Regions from separate parts of the Homo sapiens genome. Here regions 1 and 2 are each linked to region 3. Evidence: chromatin contacts called from ENCODE Hi-C data. All regions are on one chromosome and are shown on one strand. The core of a region is the stretch at or near the end of the contact, and the rest is flanking DNA. Distances in the headings are between cores, read along the strand shown. Region 1 has its middle 31 kb from the start of IL19. Region 2 overlaps IL19 (interleukin 19). Region 3 overlaps LOC124904498 (a long non-coding RNA gene).

Evidence for each region. A loop is a pair of places that touch in the nucleus more often than their neighbours do. Pooled maps may share reads with other maps.
Region 1: a map of GM12878 shows a loop between it and region 3 (7-fold over the local background). The contact joins two enhancer-like sites. A Hi-C loop is called at or near these places in 1 of 168 maps with a recorded cell type or tissue (GM12878), 2 of 37 single-sample maps with no recorded cell type and 4 of 50 pooled maps.
Region 2: a map with no recorded cell type shows a loop between it and region 3 (5-fold over the local background). The contact joins two enhancer-like sites. A Hi-C loop is called at or near these places in 5 of 37 single-sample maps with no recorded cell type and 4 of 50 pooled maps.

What each region holds. Positions count from the first base shown.
Region 1 is chr1:206,737,806-206,741,197 of GRCh38, reverse strand. No RefSeq gene overlaps it. Among named protein-coding and RNA genes, the nearest start is that of IL19, 31 kb to the left of the region's middle. RefSeq lists silencers at 1,538-1,647, 1,678-1,727 and an enhancer at 3,382-3,392. Within about 2 kb of position 1,522, at least 5 of the 41 ENCODE cell types and tissues checked have a DNase peak (open chromatin) inside an H3K27ac peak, as active enhancers do; they include GM12878, where a contact is called at or near this core.
Region 2 is chr1:206,780,743-206,784,027 of GRCh38, reverse strand. The region is part of intron 1 of IL19 (interleukin 19); the gene reads right to left. Among named protein-coding and RNA genes, the nearest start is that of IL10, 9.9 kb to the right of the region's middle. Within about 2 kb of position 1,412, at least 3 of the 41 ENCODE cell types and tissues checked have a DNase peak (open chromatin) inside an H3K27ac peak, as active enhancers do.
Region 3 is chr1:207,410,316-207,413,513 of GRCh38, reverse strand. All of the region lies in intron 1 of LOC124904498 (a long non-coding RNA gene), which reads left to right. Among named protein-coding and RNA genes, the nearest start is that of CR2, 42 kb to the left of the region's middle. Within about 2 kb of position 1,478, at least 2 of the 41 ENCODE cell types and tissues checked have a DNase peak (open chromatin) inside an H3K27ac peak, as active enhancers do; they include GM12878, where a contact is called at or near this core.

The DNA.
Region 1 (3,392 bases), core at 273-2,772, 670 kb after region 3:
TTGAAGGAATCCCCTAAACCCCTCTACAGCTGACTTTTCCACTCGCCCACAATGTGGCCAAGGGTCTACATCTATCAGTTTTGGGAAGTGCTATAAATGCCCTTTTACTCTCGGCTGACTGACTCTACCCCCAGATTTGCTGCTGACAGCAAACCCTTTCGTAAAGCTCTCACTTGGAAAGCAATATGCAAAGTGCATTCATTCATAAATCGATACTGTCTTTTTGGCAGTCCCTATCAAAAACTAAAATGTGTATACCCTTAGATCTTGCCATTCCACTACTAGGGATCTATACTACAGAAATCCTTACACACACACTCGAAGATACTGTACAAGATATTTGTGAGATCTATATAAATAGTAGAAAAAGGGGGGGAGGGTAGTCCTTCAGTGCAAATGAGGTTAAAAGACAAATAAAAAAGAAAGGAGGTGAGAAATATCCATCCACAGCAGATAAATTGTGGTACATCATACTATAAAATACTCTGCAACTATTTAGAAAAAGAATGATAGTTCTATGAGTTTGATCATGGAAATTCACAAGATATGCTAAGTGAAAAAAGCAAGCTGTATGTTGTTTCATGGGTATGAAAAAGTCTGTCAGTTGCACAACAATGTGAACATACTAGTGAAGTTTACAGTTAAAAATGTTTAAGATGGTAAATTTTCAGTTAAGTGTATTTTATCACAATTTTTTAAAAGCAGGTTGCAGAACAATATGCCTAATGATTCCATTTGTACTTGTTATAACTGCCAAAGAAACTTCTCAGTTGTGCTTATAAGTATATTTGTATCTAGATAAATTTTCAGAAACTTTTTGGATAAAAATTTCAAAAAAAATAAAGCTGTTCAATGAAGTTTTTTCTGGAGAGGGAATTGGCATCACTGAGGTGGAGACGTTATAAAGAGAAAGGTTCACGCCTCACTCTGTATGTCTATATATGTACATATAATGTCTTGTTTGAGTTACTAAAATTACTTGTGTTAATTTTCCTTTAGATGCTTTCATCCATCCAACAGATACTAAGCACCTACCCTGAGTCAGCTGTCATTTTCAGAGCCTGAAATAAGCCGATCAGACTGAATTTCTCGTCTACCCTTTCTCTTCCTTGCACACTGGCTCAAAGAATGCCTGGCTGTCATCCTTCCCCTCCTGCCCTCGACCCTCCTGTGGGTGGGTAGGGCTAGAGTCTCACTATGAGGACCATTTCCTTAGAATAGGTTTGTGACCAGAAAAGGAGACAGCTGAGTGCCAGAAAACCAAAGGCCCCTCTAGGTCTTACTACAAATACCAGGTCTCTCTGCACCACAGACTCCAGCTAACCAAGGTCTCTGTCTTAGACTTAGATGAGATCGTGGTTTCTTTCAAAAGTAAACCTTTGACTGGTGAATTCAGAACCACATGTCTCCAGATCAGAAGGTAAGGGCTAGGAGAACTCAGCTCATTCTGAAACTTGAGGCCTTATTACCCCAAGAGGCAGTAGCTGTTTGAGGAACAAGAGACCCACAGCTGCCTGGACAGAGGAAGGAGCAAGATCACGTTTCACACACTCGGACAGCAGTAGTCAGAGCTAGTAACTGCCCGGGGCTAGGACCAGAGCCACCCAGACAGGATGCTCATTTGCATAACTTGTACAGATACTTTGCATATCAGGGTCCTGGAAACACTACTACCCTAGGATCAGAGAGGTTGAGACTAGTATTTGGTCACACAGGACCTCAGAGACAAAACCAAAACCAAGGGGTGGGGGAGGACTTAGGAAGGGAGGACTCATGAAGGGGGAAAGTGGAAAGTCAGTCCTGGTATTTCACTTGCAAATCCTGGCAGGGGTGTGGGATGGCAGTAGGAAACTTTACTGTCCCTGAGAGCAAGAAAGTTATGCAAACAAATGCATTTGCATGGCAGCCCTGGTCCCTAAAAATGACTTATCAAACACAGGTTCCACCACCTTGGCAGCCCCACCTGAAATCCTGCAGGCTTGACAGCCAAAAGACTTCCTGGCCAGAGGCTCTGGGCAGTAACTTACCTTCCAAGCAATTATGACTCCCTCTAGAGGAGACAAGTAAATTCCAAGGTAATTCTGGGTTCCAGATGGTGGTGTGTTAAAAATGGAAAGGGTGGACGCCAAGTATATTGACATTTTTGTGTGTGAGTGCCAGGGAGGCTCCCAAGGGCTCCACTTTTAAACTGAGTGGAGTAAGAACCATGAGGACAAAGGGATGAGAAAGGCCTTTTAGTGGCAGAGGGAAGAGGGGCAAGGAAGCCCCTAACAATTGCTCATCCTGCTCTTCCAGGAGGGCTCTCAATTTCATGTAATGTCATCATTTTCCATGATGATTCAGAAAGTGCCTAACTACAAAAGATCTAAGTTTAAGGTGTACCACTGTAACACTTTTTAAAAAATTAATGAATTGAGTGAAACGTGGCAAAAGCCCCATCAGCCCACATCCCCAAATTTTGTTTTTCAGGGAGCAAACATCATTTATGAGGCAAATCCAAGTTGGAGGGGCTGGAAAGGGAAAATGGACAGAAAACACCAAGGGCACCCCACAGAGAGGAGTAAATCAGATTTCCATGAGCAGAACCCATGAGGGGTCAAAGGTCAAGCTAACGAGATGAGCAGACAGACAGCAGTTCAGACCACAAGACAGGAGGGGTGAACCTGTTGGAGAAGGAAGGATCTAGCTCTTGCAGAGAGAAGTGAGAGCAGAAATGCAATGGGGAAATCTCCATCATGCTATTCCATTTTCTGCCATCAAAACTGTCAGTCAGGTGCCAGCTTGAAGGGCTGCTAGGAAGCTCTCCTGGGTCTCTAACAGAATAGCTCCACCTTATGCACTCCAACCACCTCTGCTCCTGTTCTGGAGAGCATCAGTTCTTCTGTTACAGCGATGCCCGCCACTTCTCTATGCTGAGCTCCACAAAGGCTAGACCCACTTCTGGACTCATCTGTGTGTCTCCGAAGTCCTAAGCACTGGGCATGACACAGAGGAGGTGCTCAAGATGAGCTGAATGTTGAAAATGTGACATTTTTACTCTTGGATAGTGGCTGAAGGTCTTCTTTTTAAAGAGCAGCCTAGGCTGAAAAGGCCAAGGCACTGACCTGTCTGAATGGTGGCCCAGAGCCCAGGGGGCAGTCCTATCTTTCCACACGAGTTGCACTTCCCCCACCTTTCCAAGTCTTGGCACAGCCTCATTTAATCTTCACATGCCTGGGTGGGGGAGGACTGAAATCCTCCCCAACAAGGCATAGATGTGAGATCTTCGTCCAGAGGACGAGGATCCAGGGTGTGGTTTATTTTGTCATTTTGGTTTTTTCACCTCACTCATGCTCATCTGAAAACCTCTGGGGCCCTAAGAGGCTGCCCTATGCCACCTGGGCTTGAATGAC
Region 2 (3,285 bases), core at 163-2,662, 630 kb after region 3:
TCCACGAAGAGACATACTTAGCTTTTAGCAGCTGAGTATTCCCAAGGAAAAACATCAACCACTACACTTCAGGTGGGCTGGCTACTTGCTGTATGTCAAGTATTCATCCAAGCATTGTGTACAGTCACTCATTCCGCCCTTGCAACACTACGACAGCACCAATTATCATCTCCAATTGTATATAGATACTGCCGCACAGGGAGGCTCAGAAACTTGCCCAAGGTCACACAGATGGGAAAGGGCAGAGCTGGGTTGCAAACCCAGTCCGACTCCAGGGCCCGCACACTTAACCACCATGCTCTGCTGCAAAGACAAGCCCAAAGACAGAGCACATCTTGGGGTTTCCAATAACAGAACACTTGGACCCAGGGTAGGGCTGGGGGTTGAGCAAAGTGGGGAAGGCACTTCCAGCCTTTGCTGTCAGAGGTATATAAGGTCTGCCACATAAGAGAGGCTCAAGTGCACAACCCTTAGCCGCTTTCGTGAAACCAGTTGACTACCTGATACCAATTTATATCCAACCCACTGCTTGAGGCACCTGAATTCAAGGTTCTTGCTGGGAACAGTCTCAGATCACCCAAAAGCCAAGGTACAAACAGATTCTCCTTAATTACTTGAAAGAATAATACTGTTTAGAAAGTATTCCTTGTATTTTAAGTATTTTAATCTTAAAAAGAATACTTTTAAAATCATCAAAAGAGTATCAGAACCTTGTTGGGCCTCCTTAAACTATTTTGAACTACATCTGAAGGTCGAGACAACTTAGGGCCTCTGGAGTTCTTAGTCCAGCACCCTGGGAAAAGGAGTTTCTTTTTCCCCTCCTTCTATAGATGGTCTCCCACAATCAGGTGGGCAACCAGGGATTGAGCTTTAATATGACCACACAATGTCTGACCCAGTTCCTAAAAGGGTGCCCTCCTTATAAAATGATTTCTAAGTTCACCAGAGCACTTAGAGCTCACCTACTGTGTGTGCCAGGCAAATCTGCATGGGATGAGACGAGAATGGCAAGCCAATGATATTGATTTAATTGGACAAATTCTGGCCAGTGGGGCTAGGAAATGTCTGTTTTTATTTTCAATGTTGTTCTAAAAACTGAGAAAGCACAAGAGTTACCAAAGACTAAGCAGGGTTTTTAATGCCCCTTAGAATTAAAGAGGAGGGAGAGAGGAGAATAAAAGGCAGAAGAAGAAAGCAGAGCCCAAAATAAGCCTGCAGTAGAGCCTGTCCAACAGCTCTGTGCCCCTTGACCACACCCAGCCTCTAGAACCTAGTCCTAGGCCTGGGGCCCCTTGGAGAAGGGGTTTACAGTAATGACAGGTCACTGGCAAATCAACCCCAGAACTCCCATGGGTTTTGACTTGAAACCACAAACACCGCTTGTGAGGCACTGTAGCTTCCGTGACATGTGAGAGGCTCACAGGAGCTGCTAAACTGAAAGACCACCCTGGCTATTTGGAAACTCTGAATAAAGAATACAGCAGTAGGCTTCTCCCTTGTCTACCCAAGCCAGGTGCCCTTTGGGTACATCCTCTGCACCTGCCTCTGAGGCCACACTTTGATCATTCTCCTCCTACTTGTCCTCACCCAGAGATTTCTGTGAAACACTTACAGCATTCATTCTCTAAGGGTGGTCTGAGAAACCCTGAGAGGTCTTCCCTTTTCCAGGGGAAAATTCTTATGCTCCAACTAAAACGGCATATTACAACAGACCGCATGTAAGAGCAGTTGTGAGGATCCTGCTTCTATCAAGCCAGAGAGTTAAAAATGCTTGGAAAAAAATGCAGAACACTGCCACTCTTCTCACTAAATGTGTTTTGGTTTGGAAAATAGTTACATCTCATTTAAAAATGCCATGTTAACATGTAAGGGTTTATTATTGTTTATGACTTTAAAAAGATGTCATAGGAGGTATTTTTAAAAATTTATCAGTTTTACTTTCTAATATGATAAATGTTTACACATATATGTATATATAACTATATACATATATATGTATATATAACTATATACATATATATGTATATATAACATATACATATATATGTATATATAACATATACATATATATGTATATATAACTATATACATATATATGTATATATAACTATATACATATATATGTATATATAACTATATACATATATATGTATATATAACTATATACATATATATGTATATATAACCCACATAAGTGAAAGCTCTTTGGGGGTCCTCTATAACTTTGAAGATGTAAAAGAGTCCTGGATCCACATAGTTCGCCAACAGCTGACTTAGGGAACCGGGGGCAAGGCTGGACGCAGTTGCTCGCACCCACTCCCTTTCCCTTCTCCCTTAGTCTATGAGCTAAGAGGGGCACATGTAAATGACAGTCATAGTGGAAGTAGCATGAATCCAGGGTGGGAGGAAGCAACTGCATCTTCATGTGTGATGCAGCTGTGCATCCAAAATGCACAAAACACACGGAGTATGGGGAGGATTGAGAGTCAGTGGCACGTTTTAGAGGTAAGGACCAGAATGGGCAGGATGATGTCCTTCTGAGCAAAGTGCTCAACTTCCTCCTCTCTCTCTTTTTTTTCTTTTTTTTTCTTTTTTTTTTTTTTTTTTTTTTTTGAGACAGAGTCTTGCTCTGTCGCCCAGGCTGGAGCACAGTGGCGCGATCTCTGCTCACTGCAGCCTCAGCCTCCCAGATTCAAGTGATTCTCCTGCCTCAGCCTCACCACGCCCAGCTAATTTTTGTATTTTTAGTAGAGACAGGGTTTCACCATGTTGGCCAGGCTGGTCTTGAACTACTGACCTAGTGATCCGCCCATCTCGGCCTCCCAAAGTGCTGGGATTACAGGCGTGAGCCACCGCGCCTGGCCCCTCTCCTCTCTTTTATAAGGTTTCTGGAAGGTGTTGCTCCTGTAGGGGTACTGCAGTGGGAAGGCAGGCCAAACTATGCTTTATAACACTGTGACACTCATGGATCAGAGACAAAATAGAAACACCATTCTGTCTGAAAACACTCCAAGGCAGAAATCTTCCCCTAAGACAAAAATATCTAAGCCACCCTCACTATCATTCCCAATTCCTAAACTTAAGGTACCCAAGGAGTACAAAATAGATTCATAACTGTTTAATGGATGGAAACTTATTGTCACAGACTTTCAACTTCTTACCACCACAACCTCACACACCGAACACATCTTAGACAGCTGCCCCTAATTGTTGCTGCAGGCCCAGAGAACCCAGAGTGATTTGATACTTACATGAGTAAAGGAATTAGGTACTGATCTGAAAAAG
Region 3 (3,198 bases), core at 229-2,728:
GAACATAGCCTCAGTACTAAGACAATACCCCTTTAGTTTTCTACCTGATGCCCCGTGTGCTATAAGGCCTTTCCACTCTAGCTAGTGAGAACACCATATATTCCCAGCCTAGTTGAGCTTCAAGAGTTTTCTGCCTATGTCTTCCTGGTGACTATGTCTCTGGCCTCAGGTAACTTCCTCTACATATGTAGATATACTCAACCAAAGACTTGAGAGTACCCCTCTGCAGGTCTCTGTGCAGCACCTCCTTCTCTGATCTTCTGCCCTTGTCCACCAAACCCCAGCCTCTGACCACTCAACTCAAGACTGCTGGCTCTCTGGGCTGTAACCTGGTAACTGTCTGTAGGTAACGAGTTGTTCCTGTGATGCATGCAGCTCACCTTGTTTATTTTCCTTCTCCTAAGGTCACAGTCCTGTGCTCCCTCTTACACAATGACTTGAGGTGGCCCTTAGACAGATTTCTGGAGCTCTTTCTGTCTTTGGCTCTATTATGTACTTTCCCCAGGAAAGTCCTGCCACCTCAGACTCCCTGAACCTTGATCTCTATCTCTTAAAGTCTAGGAGCCCACTGTGCTCTGCTTGGGCCTTCCCTGTCTCGGTTGTGGTCCAAAACTCATCTCTATGAAGAAAGCAGCACAATTGTTGGGGCAATTAATGTATGAAAACAATCACTTTATATTTTATCCAGTTAAATTGTTTATGATAGCAGGGAAAGTCTGATTCTAATTATGCTGTCTGGATGTGGAAGTGTGAATTACTCTATTTTTCACTTTTAGAATTTCTGTTGTGTTCTTTCTTAAATATGCCCTATCCTTTGCAATATGTCTGTCTATTATGATTTCTCCTCCTTTCTTCTCTTTGAATATTGTAGATATCCTTAATTTAAAGCATTTTTGTATTTTTCTATTCTCTGTATTTCTTTAGATGTGGTTTCTCTAATTCATTGCATCCCAGAGCTCTCTCTTCCCTAGTTCTTTGTCTCCTCTTGAGGATTGTACATTTTTTCTAAGAACTCATCTTCAGTGGGAGTTTTTTCCACAGGCATCAAGTGCACTGGTTTGTGGAGGTTTCTTGTGACAAGGGGCACATTTCATTCTACCAAGGGCCCAGTAGTTTCAATTTATATAAGAATTTCTCAGTTGGGGTTTTCCACATAGACAGGATAATGTAAATTCACACAATAGCATTAGCAAGGTTCAGAGATGTGCTTCCTGTGTCTTTTTTTCTCCCATAGCACAGAGTAGTTGACTTGCTTCTTTGCTGCTTCATCGTCTTAGTGGTAAGGGTATTCTAATTTTCATTTTATGGACTGGCTGTCAGATTTATTAAAGAGCCCATTTCTAGGTGCCAGTGTTGCATGGGACTTTAGACTCAAATCCAGAACCCTGGTATGTGCTAAAATCATGGCCCTCCCCCTAGGGATTTACCCCATTCTGTCTCCTCCATAAGTCACTGGGTTTAGCTCTTACTCACTACATTGATTTTCAATATTCTATTTATTTCCTCTCCCCGAGGATTTCTCTCTCTCTCTCTCTATCTCTCTCTCTCCCCCCCTTCTCTCTCTGTGTGTGTGTGTGTGTGTGTGTGTGTGTGTGTGTGTTTGAGACAGGGTCTCACCCTGTCTCTCAGGCTGGATGGAGTGCAGTGGCCTGATCTCAGCTTACCACAGCCTTAACCTCTCAGGCTCAAACAATCCTCCTACCTCAGCCTCCCAAGTAACTGAAACTATAGGCACGTGCCACCATGCCCTGCTAATTTTTTGTATTTTTTTGTAAAGTTGCTCAGGTTGGTCTCGAACTCTGCCTGCCTCAGCCTCCCAAAGTGCTGGGATTACAGGCGTGAGCCATCACAACTGGCCCAGGATTTCTCTTTCTTAATTTCAATCTCAGTTATGTATTTTTAAATTAATTTTTAAATTTATAATTGACACATAATTCTACATATTTCAGTGATACATTTAAAAATTAATTTGGATTCATTGTATCCATTTTTCTAATTATTTTGTGTGGGATGAGATGGCTTCAAAAGTCAGCCTTGTCATGATGTTGCCTTGATGTGTACTTATATGTAGTGTTAAGTACAACATAGTATTTCTCGAGTCATACATTTTCAGGAAGTGTCAATAGTCTTTAACTTCTTTTTTTATTGTTAATGGTTACATTCTTTTTTCTTTTTTACAAATAATTTTAACTTTTATTTTAGATTCAAGGGATGTGCAGTTTTATTGCATGGGTATATTATGGAATGCTTAGATTTGAATTATCCCATTACCCAGATAGTGAGCATAATACTCAACAGTTAGTTTTTCAACCCTTGCCTCCTTCCCCCTTCTATTAGTCCCGAGTGTCTATGTCCATGTCCCGAGTGTCTATGTCCATGAGTACTCAATGTTTAGCTCCCACTTATATGTGAGAACATGCAGTATTTGGTTTTCTGTTCCTGCATTAATTTGCTTAGTATAATGGCTTCCAGCTGCATCTGTGTTGTTGCAAAGAACATGGTTTCATTCTTTTTAATGGCTGTGTAGTATTCCATGGTGTATATGCACCACATTTTCTTTATCCAATCCACCATTGATGGACACTTAGGTTGATTCCATGTCTTCGCTATTGTGAATAGCATGGTGATAAATATACAAGTTCATATGTCTTTTGGTAGAATGATTTATTTTCTTTTGGATATATATACCTAAGTAATGGGGTTGCAGGATCAGATTATGCATTTTCTTTTGGATATATACCTAGTAATGGGATTGCTGGGTCAGATGGTAGTTCTGTTTTAAGTTTTTTGAGAACTCTTCAAACTGCTTTCCACAGTGGGTGAAACAATTTACATTCCCACCAACAGTGTATAAGATTTCCCTTTTCTCCACAGCCTTGCAAGCATCTGTTGTTTTTTGAGTTTTTCATAATAGCCATTCTGACAGGTATGGGATGGTATCTCATCATGGTTTTGATTTTCATTTTTCTGTTGATTAGTGATGTTGAGCATTGTTTCATACATTTCTTGGCCACTTATATGTCTTTTTTTTTTTTTTTTTTTTTTTTTTTTTGAGACAGAGTCTCGCTCTGTCACCCAGGCTGGAGTGCAGTGGTGCGATCTCGGCTCACTGCAAGCTCCGCCTGCCGGGTTCCTGCCATTCTCCTGCCTCAGCCTCCCGAGTAGCTGGGACTACAGGCGCCCGCCACCACGCCCGGC